Linked DNA regions of Homo sapiens: region 1 is linked to region 2. The links are chromatin contacts, found by Hi-C or POLR2A ChIA-PET in ENCODE. All regions are on one chromosome and are shown on one strand. Each heading gives the region's core, a stretch centred on a gene start or an enhancer-like site at or near the end of the contact. The rest is flanking DNA. Distances are from core to core; before and after follow the strand shown. Region 1 overlaps VPS26C (VPS26 endosomal protein sorting factor C). Region 2 overlaps TTC3 (tetratricopeptide repeat domain 3).

Region 1 (5,940 bases), core at 1,146-3,645, 77 kb before region 2:
TTTAAAATAGTCATTCTTAAGATCATGATTCAAATAAATTGGGAGTAGAGATTCCAGAATTCCTATAAATATGGTTTTCTCTCTGATTCAGGAATGGAATATAATAGAAAATTGTCCAAGGTTTGATTTTCCAGGGTCTTCATCCCAGTTCCTGTGGCTCAGCGTGAATATAGACCCTTTCTCCAAGCTTGCAGCATTGCTGTTGGGGCACCTTCTCCCTAAGCATCCTTCCACTTGGGTAGAAAACTTCTTTTTTTAAGTATTTTATTAAGATAGAGATGAAATCACGCTATGTTGCCCAGGTCGGTCTCAAACTCCTGGCCTCAAGCAATCCTCCTGCCTTGGCCTGACAAAAGTGTTGGGATTACAGGCATGAGCCACCACACCTGGCCTAAAAACTTGACTTCTGTTTCCAAAGACCCATGGGTGATATGAGATAATCAGGAATTGTGTTAAACATTCCCTAATTCCCTACTTCCAGTGAAAGATTAAATTTCCCATGGAAACACCTAACTAATACTGTTTTATAACTAGGTAGACTAGGATAGCCTTTTCCAGCTCACAGAGTGCTTTAATCCTCCATATACTGTTAAGAGGTAGCGTTTTCTCCGTTTTGTGGTTCAGAAGACTGAGGCCCAGAGAATTCAGGGACATGCCAGGGGGACTGATGATAGCAAATATTTGAAGTTGCATCTTTTTATTCCTAAATCCAGGATTCTTTGTGCCTTCTCTGGGTCTTAATTCTCATCTGTAGAATGGAGATGATACCTACTCAAAGGTTGTATTTTAAAAATTAAATGAGATAGTGTTTTAAGACACTTATCCTAGCTTCCAACACCTCGTGGGGGCCGCAGTAATAGGTGGTGGCATTGTCATGTTCTTTTCCACGCTCCGAAGTCTGTTCACCCTTAGAATTGCCCTTTGTATGCCACAATGCTAGTTACGTTAGTACACCCTCCAAATGGCATAATGAGTGCTTGTCAGATGCTTCACAGATTGTCAAATATGTGCCCACTGTCTATGTCTGCTTGGAGGAAGGAGAGTCAGTGACCAAGGAGAACATACGGAGGTGACGGCGATTTTGGCCGTGAGAGCCAAGTGTGATTTTGGTGTTGCTGCAACTCCTTTGCTTAGTGCAGCAGATGTGTTCTTGATCAAAAAGTTGGACTCAAATGCACTGTAAATTACTTTGTGTCTTGGAACGCTGTAGGGGAGCTTATTGGTTAGAAAAATCCTGCAGTAAATCTTTCTGTAGTGTAAATATAATTCATTTGTTTTTATAAATCCAGAATGTTTTACATTCTTAAATTCTGGCACATGTACTCATGAAAATGACATTGTTAAATATTATGGTTGTGAAAAACATAAATAAGAGATTTACTCCCCAGCATAGCCAGGTTACAGTGAGAAGAAATTTATACACTGTGGACTGAGTACTGTTACCTTAAGAACCTCAATACTACCTTAATTGGGCATGCCCGTAATTTCTTATGAAAAAAAAAGGAGAAACCCTATACATAACAGTTCATTATTATGAAGAAAAATTGCAAAGCTAAAATGCTAGTTTTTTTGTTTTTTTTTTTAAGCTTAAATATTCTACTTTAACCTGCTGGATTCTTAGTAAATGAATGATCAGTTGTAACAGTGAATGCTTGTTGTAAGGACTTAGGGTATAAAAATTTAAATCTCTGAGCCAGAAGAGATCTTAAGGTAATTTTGAGAGGTATGAACCTTTTAGGAATACAGTCATCCAAACTTTAAGTAGGTCTCTTCTTCTGCCAATAACCTAATACTCCTGAAAAAGCTTGTCTGTTAAATCATAACCTAAACTCTTATATAATGCATAAGAAGCATTTTCAGAATTATCCGAGATTGTCTGAAAACTGGGATGCGATCAAAAGTGTTCATGTAGTTCTCCACTTGGTGTTTGTTGCTGCAAATCTTGTACCAGCCTGCGCCTGAGCATGGTAAAGCCTGCTTGACCACCGCGGCGTGTTTCGATACTGGACAGGTCTCAGCCTGCTTTGCACACACTTCACCCCCTGCAAGCTGCTTGCTAGATCTCCCTCGGCCACGGTGGTGGGCTTTTCCTCTGCCTCCTCCTAATGCCGAGTCCCCGGTGCAGACTCGCCTCCGTTATGTCATCTAGGAGTCTACTCCGTGTCGCCAGCCATGCCCTCTCTTAGGCCCGAAACCTGCAGCCTACACCTTCTGCCTGTTAACAAAGGAAGAAAAAAGGAGAAAACTTTATTTTCCAGGTAACAATATGTAGACTGAGGACACGTAGCTTCCAGGAAAACGAAAGCACGGAAGCCTGGGGTCCCCACCGCGCGTTCATCAGGTTCGGGGCGCTGGGAATGCCCGGCGCATGCGCAGAGGTAACACGTCACATCGCATGTTCCTTTTGGCGCCAGGTTTTAACACTGAAAAGAGGGGTTGCGGCTGTGTCGAAAGGTGAATGGCAGGGCACGGAGACGCTTTGTGTGCGCAGTCTCTGTGAAACGGCTGCAACCGGCCTGGGAACTGCAGCGCGGATCAGGAAAGGTTGTTTGCAAGGTGCCTCCTGCGCAATCGGTGCTGCTGCCGGACGCCGGGGCGGAGGCGCCCGGGTCAGTGGCACTCACTGAAGTCACTGGGCAACGTTTTCCTAGAACGGGTTTCTGCTGGCTGCAGGCAGATCTCACGGCAGTTAACCTCGTAGTGTGAGCAGTATGGGGTTATGTGAGCAACCCTTCCCCCTGCTGTGGCCGCTTAGTCTCTTCACGAGGGTCTCATCTCCGCCACACACTGGCCAGCTGGGGCCGCGGGTACCATGTGCAGCGCAGCGCAGGCTGGTGGGCGCTGCCGGCTGGTGGGCGCTGCATGGTGCTTCACTGTCCCCTGCCTCGTGGCCCCGCTCCCCGCTTGGTGCCCCACCCGGAGGCAGCAGAGCCCATCGTTCTGTCTGGACTGTTTCCAATCCAGCTAACGCCGACTTTCCTTTCCGCCGGTCCCTTGCTGCCCCTTTGTCCCCGTCCTCCCACGCCTCTGGTACCCTCGCTCCCCACCCCTTTCCCTCCCCTCCAGTCCTTTCTTCCGCCCGTGCTTGGGGCTGACCATGAGCAAGGCAGGGTTGTGAAAAGCTGGAAGGGGAAGCCAGCTTGCCATTTGCTTTCTGCTTTCATTTCAACCACACTGGAGTTTGTGACGCCCTAACACTCCCCATTTCACGCGTTCCTTTTTTCATCAGGTCGTTGTTATACAGACAGGCAGTGCTTTTACTGCATGTGGCTACACCCCCACCCCAACCCAGTTACTTTTCTAGGTTTAAGCTTCCGTTCAGAAAACAAACTGACTTGTTAGCCATCGGCTAGGTGGGCTGACCTGCGTCCCCTCCCCGAGAGCACACAGGCCAGACGCTTCGGAAGAGCGTGGTCCACACGTCACCTGCGAACAGGGACTCGCCCACGAGAAGCCGCTACGGCCTCAGAGGGAACCTTGCCTGTTTGCCTGTCCAGAGCGCAGGGAGAGGTCAGTTGACCTCAGATCCTGATCCTTTTTTACTTTTTCCAGAACATTTTCTAGATCAGTTGTTTACAGACCTCATTTTGGGAAACCGCACTTCCTATTTTTACATATATTTGCTTTTTTTTGTTTGTTTTTTTGTGTTTTGTTTTTTTGAGACAGAGCCTCACTCTGTCACCCAGGCTGGAGTGCAGTGGTACAGTCTCAGCTCACTGCAGCCTCCACCTCCCAGGCTCAAGCGATTCTCCTGCCTCAGCCTCCCGAGTAGCTGGGATTACAGGTGCGTGCTACCACGCTTGGCTAATTTTTTATTTGTAGAGACAGGGTTTCTGCATGTTGCCCAGGCTGGTCTCAAACCCCTGGGCTCAAGCGATCTTCTGGTCTCAGCCTCCCAACCACCATGCCCAACTCCATATTTACATTTTTAAATTATAAAATGGTAAAACTTTATTATCAGGAATAAAAGAAAAAAGTATGTCATACAAACGCAAATATGTAAAGATGTAATTTTTGTAAAGTACTTCTTCTTGTCCTCTAACTTAGCTACACAGAACACTTTATGGACATGTTTACATGGTGAGCAGCCATGAAAAAGACTGCCTGGGCTTTTTACTCTCTGTAATAGAGAGCTTGTGCCGTCACTTGTTGGCAGAAAACAAATCCAGGCTCAGAGAAATAGTGCCTTTCCAAGGTGATAGAAAATAGATTTTACCTTTCATCTGGTAAGTTACAAATGGTTGTTTCCTTATAAATAAGTCAATAAAATGAACATCGTTTAGCATAAAGATTTTCCAAAAAAGCAATGAAACCCTTTTATTAAATGAAGTCTTATATAAAATTCTAATGTCAATTTTAATAATACATATTAAAATACTTTATTTTATAAACAGATAAAAGCAGAGCTGTTCTACTTTAAGTGAGAATATCTATTTCCTCCCTCCCTTCCCTGACTCTTCCTCACATCCCAAAGTGGCTGCTGAGGTGTCTTCACAGGCCTACGGCCAGTGGTTCTCTTGTAAAGTATTAGTTATAGGATGTTGTGACTAGCAAGAGGCAACAAAGTTGAAGTTTTTTCATGCCAACCCATTTAATTTGGTCCTGTGTCAAAACTTACAAGTTCTGTTAGCTTTCAGATATAATACAGTGCCTAGGGCCGGGCACGGTGGCTCATGCCTGTAATCCCAGCACTTTGGGAGGCCGAGGCAGGCAGATCACCTGAGGTCAGGAGTTCAAGACCATCCTGAACAACATGAAGAAACCCTGTCTCTACTAAAAATACAAAAATTAGCCTAGTGTGGTGGCGGGCACCTGTAATCCCAGCTACTCAGGAGGCTGAGGCAGGAGAATCACTTGAACCTGGGAGGCGGAGGTTATAGTGAGCTGAGATTGCACCACTGCACTCCAGCCTCTATCTAAAAAAAAAAAAAAAAAAAAATGCAGTGCATAGAATGAGGCTTTAAATATTTTGCCTTTATTTACTGGAGCATTTAAGCCAAAAAGGTACAGACCCACCAGTTTACTGACTATCCTTTGATAGTTTCTGCCATTTTCCTCCTGGAGAATTTACTCAGCTGGGGCTCTTGGACTAGCAGTCTCAGCAAAAGCTGGTGGGCTCTGGAGACCTTCACTGTTGTCCTACTTACTTGTCCTGGGAACTTGAGCTGGGAAGGACAACATGAGATTGTGGCCCTTTTGCTTCTGATAGGAACAAGCTGTCCTGACCCTGGATTACTGATGCTCAGACAGAATTGACCTCTGGGTAGCTGTGAGGGTTACACCTGCTGTGTGTGCTCTGATCCGTTGGGCAGGTCTCTGGTGGCCAGTAGCATTGGCTCACATGCTTTCCAGTGATGGTCGCGGTCCCTTCATCCTCACTACCGTTCCCCCATGACAGTGTCTTATTTACGTTTATGGTTTTACTGTCACATGCCAGGCATGATTTCAGCCCAAAATTAGCTCTTCCTTTGTTTTATCAGAAAGAATTATTTAAGACAATTTCTCTAAAACCCAAATCTTCACCTTTGGGAAAGGAGCAGCAAGCAGTCCTGTCAATGGAAAATTAGGAACCGATGGGCAGAAATCCCATTCTTCAGTAATCATCAGGAAAAAAACTAAGCTTTTTCTAATCTAAAAAAAATACAGTCATGATAGTTTGACCGTGTGTTTCAGATTTTAAAAAACCATTTTGTAAATTGAAAATATATATTTTTACTTGCTAAGAAAATGCAACTAATACAAAAGAATGTCTTCTGCCCCTTCTCCTCTGCTGCCCCATGAACAGTGCCCAGAATTAACCACATGACATTCTCTGCATCTCACAGTAGTTTCATAGAGCAGCCTTAGGTGATCTGTCCCCAGAGCCTACCCTGGATTAACCTGAAGCAGAGACCCTGTTCCGTACTGCTTAATTAACACGTGATCTACCCTACAGTGCTC
Region 2 (6,643 bases), core at 1,025-3,524:
GAGGCCACCCCCAGTCATCACCCAGCTAAATTCAGCCACATGAGGACTCCTGGCAAGACCAGCAGAAGAATGGCCCAGCTGAACTCAGCCCAGATTGCAGGACCATGAGCAAATACAATGGCTGCTAATAAAGAAACTGACTTTTGGGTGTTTTCTTACACAGTGGTAGAAAACAAGCTGAAGAATTTGACCTATCACTGTTAAGAGCAGAGGGAGGTTAGGGATGGATCACAGAGAATCTTAAAACACACTCTTGGCCCACCTGACAATCATTCCTAGGATCTGTATATGTTATCAAATCGTTCACACTACAAGACAAATTTTAATAATTTATAGATTCAGGATAAAAGTAATTATAAATAATCATCACAGAATCTTACTTTTGAAAAGAACCTTAGATTTTAGACCAGCCCCCATGTTTTGCTGATAAGAAAAAAGAGGGCCAGAGAAAGGGATGGTGTTCAAACTGGAAGGAAGTCAGTTCCTTGGGGATTCTCAGTTCCATGCTACTCTCACTTTTATATAATTTATCTGAAAAAATGTTAAGTTTAGAAAAAAATTCAGGTGAGATAATTACTCAATGAATACTTTTTTAAATGAGACAAAACAATGAAAACAGTATTCATTTTTACTTTACTTGATGTAGTTTAATATTAAATATCAAAAATGTGAAAATAACCAAAAGCCACAATATTTTTTTTTAAATAAAAATTACTGCCTTTCAATCATTACTTACATTTCACTGGCATTTGAAACCTTTTTAATTTTCTTCTTCAGTGATTTTAGTCTTTCTTGGATTTCTTTTTTTTCCTGTTGCCATTTTTTAATTTCTCTTTCCAAATCTTGAAGGAACCAATCTAATTCCGTCTTTGAGATCTAAAAACATTTAGAAAGTACTTAAATAAATGGCAAAATATACTTTTTAACAAAAGAGACTGAAAGGCTAGAATTGTGACGGTGCCATAGCTTAAACAATGACCTAAGTTCAGTGGAACACACTCCCAAGCTGGCGCCCTGTGGCAGACTATGCCCCCCAGCCAAGCCTGGGACACCAAGTCACACCAGACAGCCACATCCTACCCGCTACGTGTACCTGATTACAGTAAGACACCCCGAAGAACCACTCCGACGTGCCCAGAAGTGTTCACACTTACTCTCCAGCCTAAATGATTCTCTAATCTACAGGGAGTGTATGCATGTTTTAGTTGGCAAGGCCAATAGTTTTTGTTTGCTTTTATAAATATAAATGTAATCCTCTTGCTGGTCATTAAAGGCATTTGGGTTGAGATACCTGCCAGAATTTCAGGCAGTGTGACAAAGAGAAATGAAAACCTCTTTGGAGACAATGCTAGTTACCGTTCCCCTGGAGGGTTTGGTACAGCACCACTTGACACCTAACCCTCTTTGTCAACTTCCTATGTAGTTGCTGGTTTGAAACTTCTGAATCTACACATTCTCTAAAGGTTTGATGTCTTTTTTGAAGTATCATCTATTTAATTGTAGCAAGGGGTTTGGGTGGGGCACATGCTTATAAATACCAGTCACTTATAAGTAAAACATTCCCTATGTTAATATTTCTAATAATTAATTTAAACGTGAATCAAAGCAATATTTAAAGGAAACAAATATTTTCTAGTTTAAAATCTCACTATTATCAATGACGGCTTAATGAAATCCTAACTTCACATTTGCTTTAGGGAAACTTTTAATTTTTTACTTCCTATCAGGTTCCCTACAGCCTGAACTTCCTGCTTAGGCTTAGAGCACACGTAGGTCATTTCAGCTATAGAAACTCGAGGTCTTCTCTGTAAGAAAGGACACTAAAGTCAACCTACATGGATTCCATAGGAAATCATGGCCCTCAGGTCAAAAGCTCTATCAACTTAAGAGACCACTACTCCCTCTTCAGCCTTAGACACCAAGGTTTTCATGTTTTTTAAAGGCAGATTTGCTAACCAGTCAAGGTCCTTTAAGATTTCTGAATCCTACAGCAGGGATAAGGTTGATTTTGGCACAGGACAACTGTTCTTAGGTGGCAAAAATTGAACAACAGCTCAGTAATGTTCCCTTTAACATAGGAACCAGTTCTTCCCACATCTTCTTAGCTGCAACCTTGTTGATCCTGAATTTCTTGAGTCATTACTGTGACTGAGGTGACCACCATGCCTACTCTACTTAAGAATCCTGTGTTCCACCTGGTTCGGTTCTACCAGGACCAATGTGAATTTGTATGCCTTGCTGCTGGCAGCCAAGCCAATCTTGTTTCTCACCTATCCTGTGCTCCTATTCTGAGCCAATGATCTCACCTGGGATCCATCCCTTTGGCTGGGAGATTATGTGCAACCACAAGGTTATGCTGAGGCATAAGAACCTAGTTGGCAACAAGTACCTAAGGGAGTTCAAGTATCAAGAAGCACAAAGTATTATAAACATATGTGCACATACATACACATATAGCTCAGGCAACGAAAATACCACATGAGTTCATCTTCTGTTTGTACTAACCACTGCTGAATGCCATAGCTGCCTCACAATGCTAAACAGGTCAGCTATCACGAGCTTGTTTCTGACTGCATGGAAGACAGAATGATCTCCTGAACGTTTTTCTTTCAAACTTAGCATAAAACAAATAGGCTATACACAACTGTATCTGCTATATTACAGTTTATTGACATAACTATAAACAATTTCTTTTTCTCAATTAGGAAAAAACTTATCTTTTTTATTAAACCTCAGTGTTGTTCTAAAATAAATATTTGAGGTACCTTTGATAATATATACATAAATATTTAATTTTTTTTTTTTTACATTTTCTAAAGTTTTATTGTTTCATTCTTACTGAAATTAAAACATTCTTTTTTTTTTCTCCTTATAAAGCCATTTTTTTTTATTATACTTTAAGTTTTAGGGTACATGTGCACATTGTGCAGGTTAGTTACATATGTATACATGTGCCATGCTGGTGCACTGCACCCACTAACTCGTCATCTAGCATTAGGTATATCTCCCAATGCTATCCCTCCCCCCTCCCCCCACCCCACAACAGTCCCCAGAGTGTGATATTCCCCTTCCTGTGTCCATGTGATCTCATTGTTCAATTCCCACCTATGAGTGAGAATATGCAGTGTTTGGTTTTTTGTTCTTGCGATAGTTTACTGAGAATGATGATTTCCAGTTTCATCCATGTCCCTACAAAGGACATGAACTCATCATTTTTTATGGCTGCATAGTATTCCATGGTGTAAAAAAAAAGATAATATATACATAAATATTTAAAAGACAAAATAAAAAGAATGCTAAGCAGATAAAGAAAACAGAATAGAGAGAGAGGAATGACAATACAAAACCATGAGTGAGAGTAATATAAAAATGAATGGCATGCAGTCCTAACCATTCTTTAGAAATAACATGAAAACTTTCTGGCAGACAAGGTCAAAGAGAAAATATAATGAACTGTACAATTCAATATAAAACATAAAAACAAACCAGTTGCACAAGAGAGGCCCTGGAAGTGATGGCAGACAGAAGGGCCTCAAGAAGAGGATGCTGCAGAAACGCCCCACAAGACCAGCACAGAGCCTGACACTTAAGAGAACATTCAAGAAATATCTGTCACATGAAAGAATGGATAATATCCCCAACTCCATACTAGCAGTAAACAAAGCAGCAAACTTCACAGAATGTGAGCCTGATGTCCTCTGATGTAGGCTGATAGAGAACATGAAAACACAATTCATTAAATGCAGCTTTTCAGGGGCCAAGCACACACTGTTTGATAAACATTTGCAAAGCTCCTAGTTTGTATACTAAGCTAGGTGCTGTCAACCAAAGATAATTTTAAAAACCACCCTTCTGGGGCTGGTGGCATGTGTTTGTAGTCTTGTCTACTCAGGAGTCTGAGGCAGGAGGATCCCTTGAGCCCAGGAGTTCTACCTTGGCAATACAATGAGACCCCCATTCAAAAAACAAACAAAATGAAAAACAGTCCTTACTTTCAAGATCACAGTTTGGTAGAGAAAATATGCATAAAAGATAATTACTATACCATACTATTTGAAAAATTAATGTGAAATGGATCACAGACCTAAATGGGTAAGCAGTGCGCTTGAAGTAGACGGGTTTCTTAGCTATGACACCAAAGGCACAAGTAACAAAAGAATAAGAGAAATTGGACTTAGTGTACTCAAAGTAAAAACTTTTGTGCTGCAAATGATACCATTAGGAAAGTGAAAAGGCAACCCACAAAATGGAGACAGGAGATACATTTACAAATATGGAAGATGGAAGTAAATATGTGCAAATCAAATATTTGATAAGCAACTTGTATCCAGAATATAGAAAAACTCTCTGTTTTTGTTTTTTTGAGACAGGGTCTTGCTCTGTTGCCCAAACTGTAGTGCAGTGGCAAGATCATGGCTCATTGCAGCCTCAACTTCCTGGTCTCAAGTGATCCTCCCACCTCAGCCTCCTGAGTAGCTGGAACTACAGGCATGTATCCCCATACCTACCTAATTATTTATTTAATTTTTTAATTTTTTTGTAGCGAGTGAGGGTCTCATCACATCGCCCTGGCTGGTCTTGAACTACTGGGCTCAAGCAATCCTCCTGCCTTAGCCTCCCAAAGTGCTGGGATTATAGGTGTGAGCCATCATGCCCAGCCCTGTTTTGTTTCTTTTTTTTCCTTTTGAGACAGGGTCTCACTCTGTTGTTGCCCAGGCTGGGGTGCAATGGCATGATCCTGGCTCACTGTAGCCTCAAAACCCCTGGGCTCAAGTGACCCTCTCAGCTCAGCCTCCCAAGTAGCTGGGACCACAGGTGCGTACTATCATGCCTGGTTAATTTTTTAACTTTTTGTAGAGATGGGATTTTGCCATGTTGCCCAGGCTGGTTTCAAACTCCTGGGCTCAAGCGATCTTTCTGCCTTGGTCTCTCAAAGTGCTGGTTTTATAGGTGTAAGCCACCGCACCTGGCCCAAAAACTCTTATAAGTCAATAATAGAAAGACAAACTCAATTCAAAAATGAATAAAGGATCTGAGTAGACATTCCTCCAAAGAAGATATACAAATGGCTAATAAGCATATGAAAAGATGCTCAACATCATTAGCCTTTAGGGAAATAAAAATCAAAACCACAATGAGATACCACTCCATACCCATTAGGAGGCCTAAATAAAAAGACAAACGATGATAAGTGTAAGTGAGAATGGAGAAACTGGAATCCTTATATACTGCTGGTAGGATGGTTTTGGAACAGGCTCGCAGTTCCTCATACGCTTAAATGTGGAATTGCCATATGATCAGCAATTTCACTCCTACATATATATCCAAAAGAAATGAAAACATATGTCCAAAGAAAAACCTGTCCATGAATGTTCACAGCAGCATTATTCAGAATAGTGAAAAAGTGGAAAGAACGCAAATGTCAATCAACTAGTGAATGAATAAAATGTGATATAGTCATACAATAGAATATTATTCCACAGTAAAAAGGAATGACACACTGATACATATTAACATAGATGGATGTACATGGATGAACCTTGAAAACACTATAGGTGAAAGAAGACACTTATAAAAGACTACATGTAACATGATCCATTTATACAAAATGCCCAGAATAGATAAATCTAGAGAGTAAATCAGTGGTTGCCAAGGGCTGGGATACAGGAGAGAATGGGGAGTGACAGCTAGTGAGTATAAGATTTCTTTTTAGGTTGATGAAAATGGTTGAAACTTAGATTGTGCTACACACAGACCTGGGCATATATCAAAACCATTAAGTTGTCTATTTTTAATAGGTAAATGTTATGCTATGGTTAATTATATCTCAATAAAGATGTTATAAAATGATAATTACCATCTCACATAGTCATTATTACCACCACTGCATTAACAAAGGCCTGTAAGCAAGCCTGAGGTTGCCATCAACAACTGTTTCCTCAAGAAAGTGATGCCCAAAGGAGAAGCAGGAGGGAGTCAGGCTCAGGGAGAAGGAAAACCACTCCAGGCAGAAGGGATGGTACTGGGAAAAGGTTTGGAAGTGAGAAATCGAATGACAAACATTATCCATTAAATTAGAGAACAATGTAGAGAACTGGCAAGGGAGAAGGCGGAAGATGAAGCAGGCACCAATCACAGAAGGCTCTTGGTAATTACTGAGTGTTAGTAAATTACTGGCGCTGACCTACTGTAGTGGAGGGATGGCATTCATAGCTCCATCCTTCACACTCTAGCCATTCCATTTATCATGTGACCTTGCAGTTCCCTTCGCTAAGGAGGCAAAGTCTATCTTCCCCAGCCCGGGCTCTGGCTGGCTATGTGACTGCTTTTGCCGGTGGGGTCTGAGCAGACCTGAAGTCAGTAGAAGCTTGAAAGGTGCCGTGTGGCCATCTTTGCTTGCCTTTGCACCTTCCTACTGCCTTCAGAATAGGATTTTCAGGGTGGAAGATGCAAGACATGTGGAGCAGAGCTAGTTGTCCCAGTCATCCCAGCTGAGGCCATTCTAGATCAATCTACAGCCAGCTGAACCCAGATATGTAGGCAAGAACAGCAAAGATGCTGCAGAGCTCTTGCTAGCCCTAAGGTGAACTGACCCAGCCGAGCCCAAGCAGGACCAGCTGATCCAGACTTCTACGCTTAGCGA

The links. Hi-C counts contacts between places; a loop is a spot of excess contacts on that map. ChIA-PET counts read pairs that join two places held with the same protein, here RNA polymerase II (POLR2A). Pooled maps may share reads with other maps.
Region 1: a loop to region 2 is called in a pooled map, with 2.1 times the contacts of the local background. The contact joins two enhancer-like sites. A Hi-C loop is called at or near these places in 1 of 168 maps with a recorded cell type or tissue (PC-3) and 3 of 50 pooled maps. POLR2A ChIA-PET finds 5 or more read pairs at or near these places in 5 of 52 experiments (GM12878, MCF 10A, activated CD4-positive, alpha-beta T cell and 2 more).

Annotation. Positions count from the first base shown.
Region 1 is chr21:37,254,851-37,260,790 of GRCh38, reverse strand. All of the region lies in intron 1 of VPS26C (VPS26 endosomal protein sorting factor C), which reads left to right. Among named protein-coding and RNA genes, the nearest start is that of VPS26C, 9.5 kb to the left of the region's middle. RefSeq lists enhancers at 2,132-2,724, 2,713-2,992, 2,725-3,317, 3,403-3,502. Within about 2 kb of position 2,395, at least 35 of the 41 ENCODE cell types and tissues checked have a DNase peak (open chromatin) inside an H3K27ac peak, as active enhancers do.
Region 2 is chr21:37,177,007-37,183,649 of GRCh38, reverse strand. It overlaps TTC3 (tetratricopeptide repeat domain 3), which reads right to left. Exons shown (of 46, transcript NM_001330683.2): 36 at 737-876. Among named protein-coding and RNA genes, the nearest start is that of TTC3-AS1, 14 kb to the left of the region's middle. Within about 2 kb of position 2,274, at least 2 of the 41 ENCODE cell types and tissues checked have a DNase peak (open chromatin) inside an H3K27ac peak, as active enhancers do.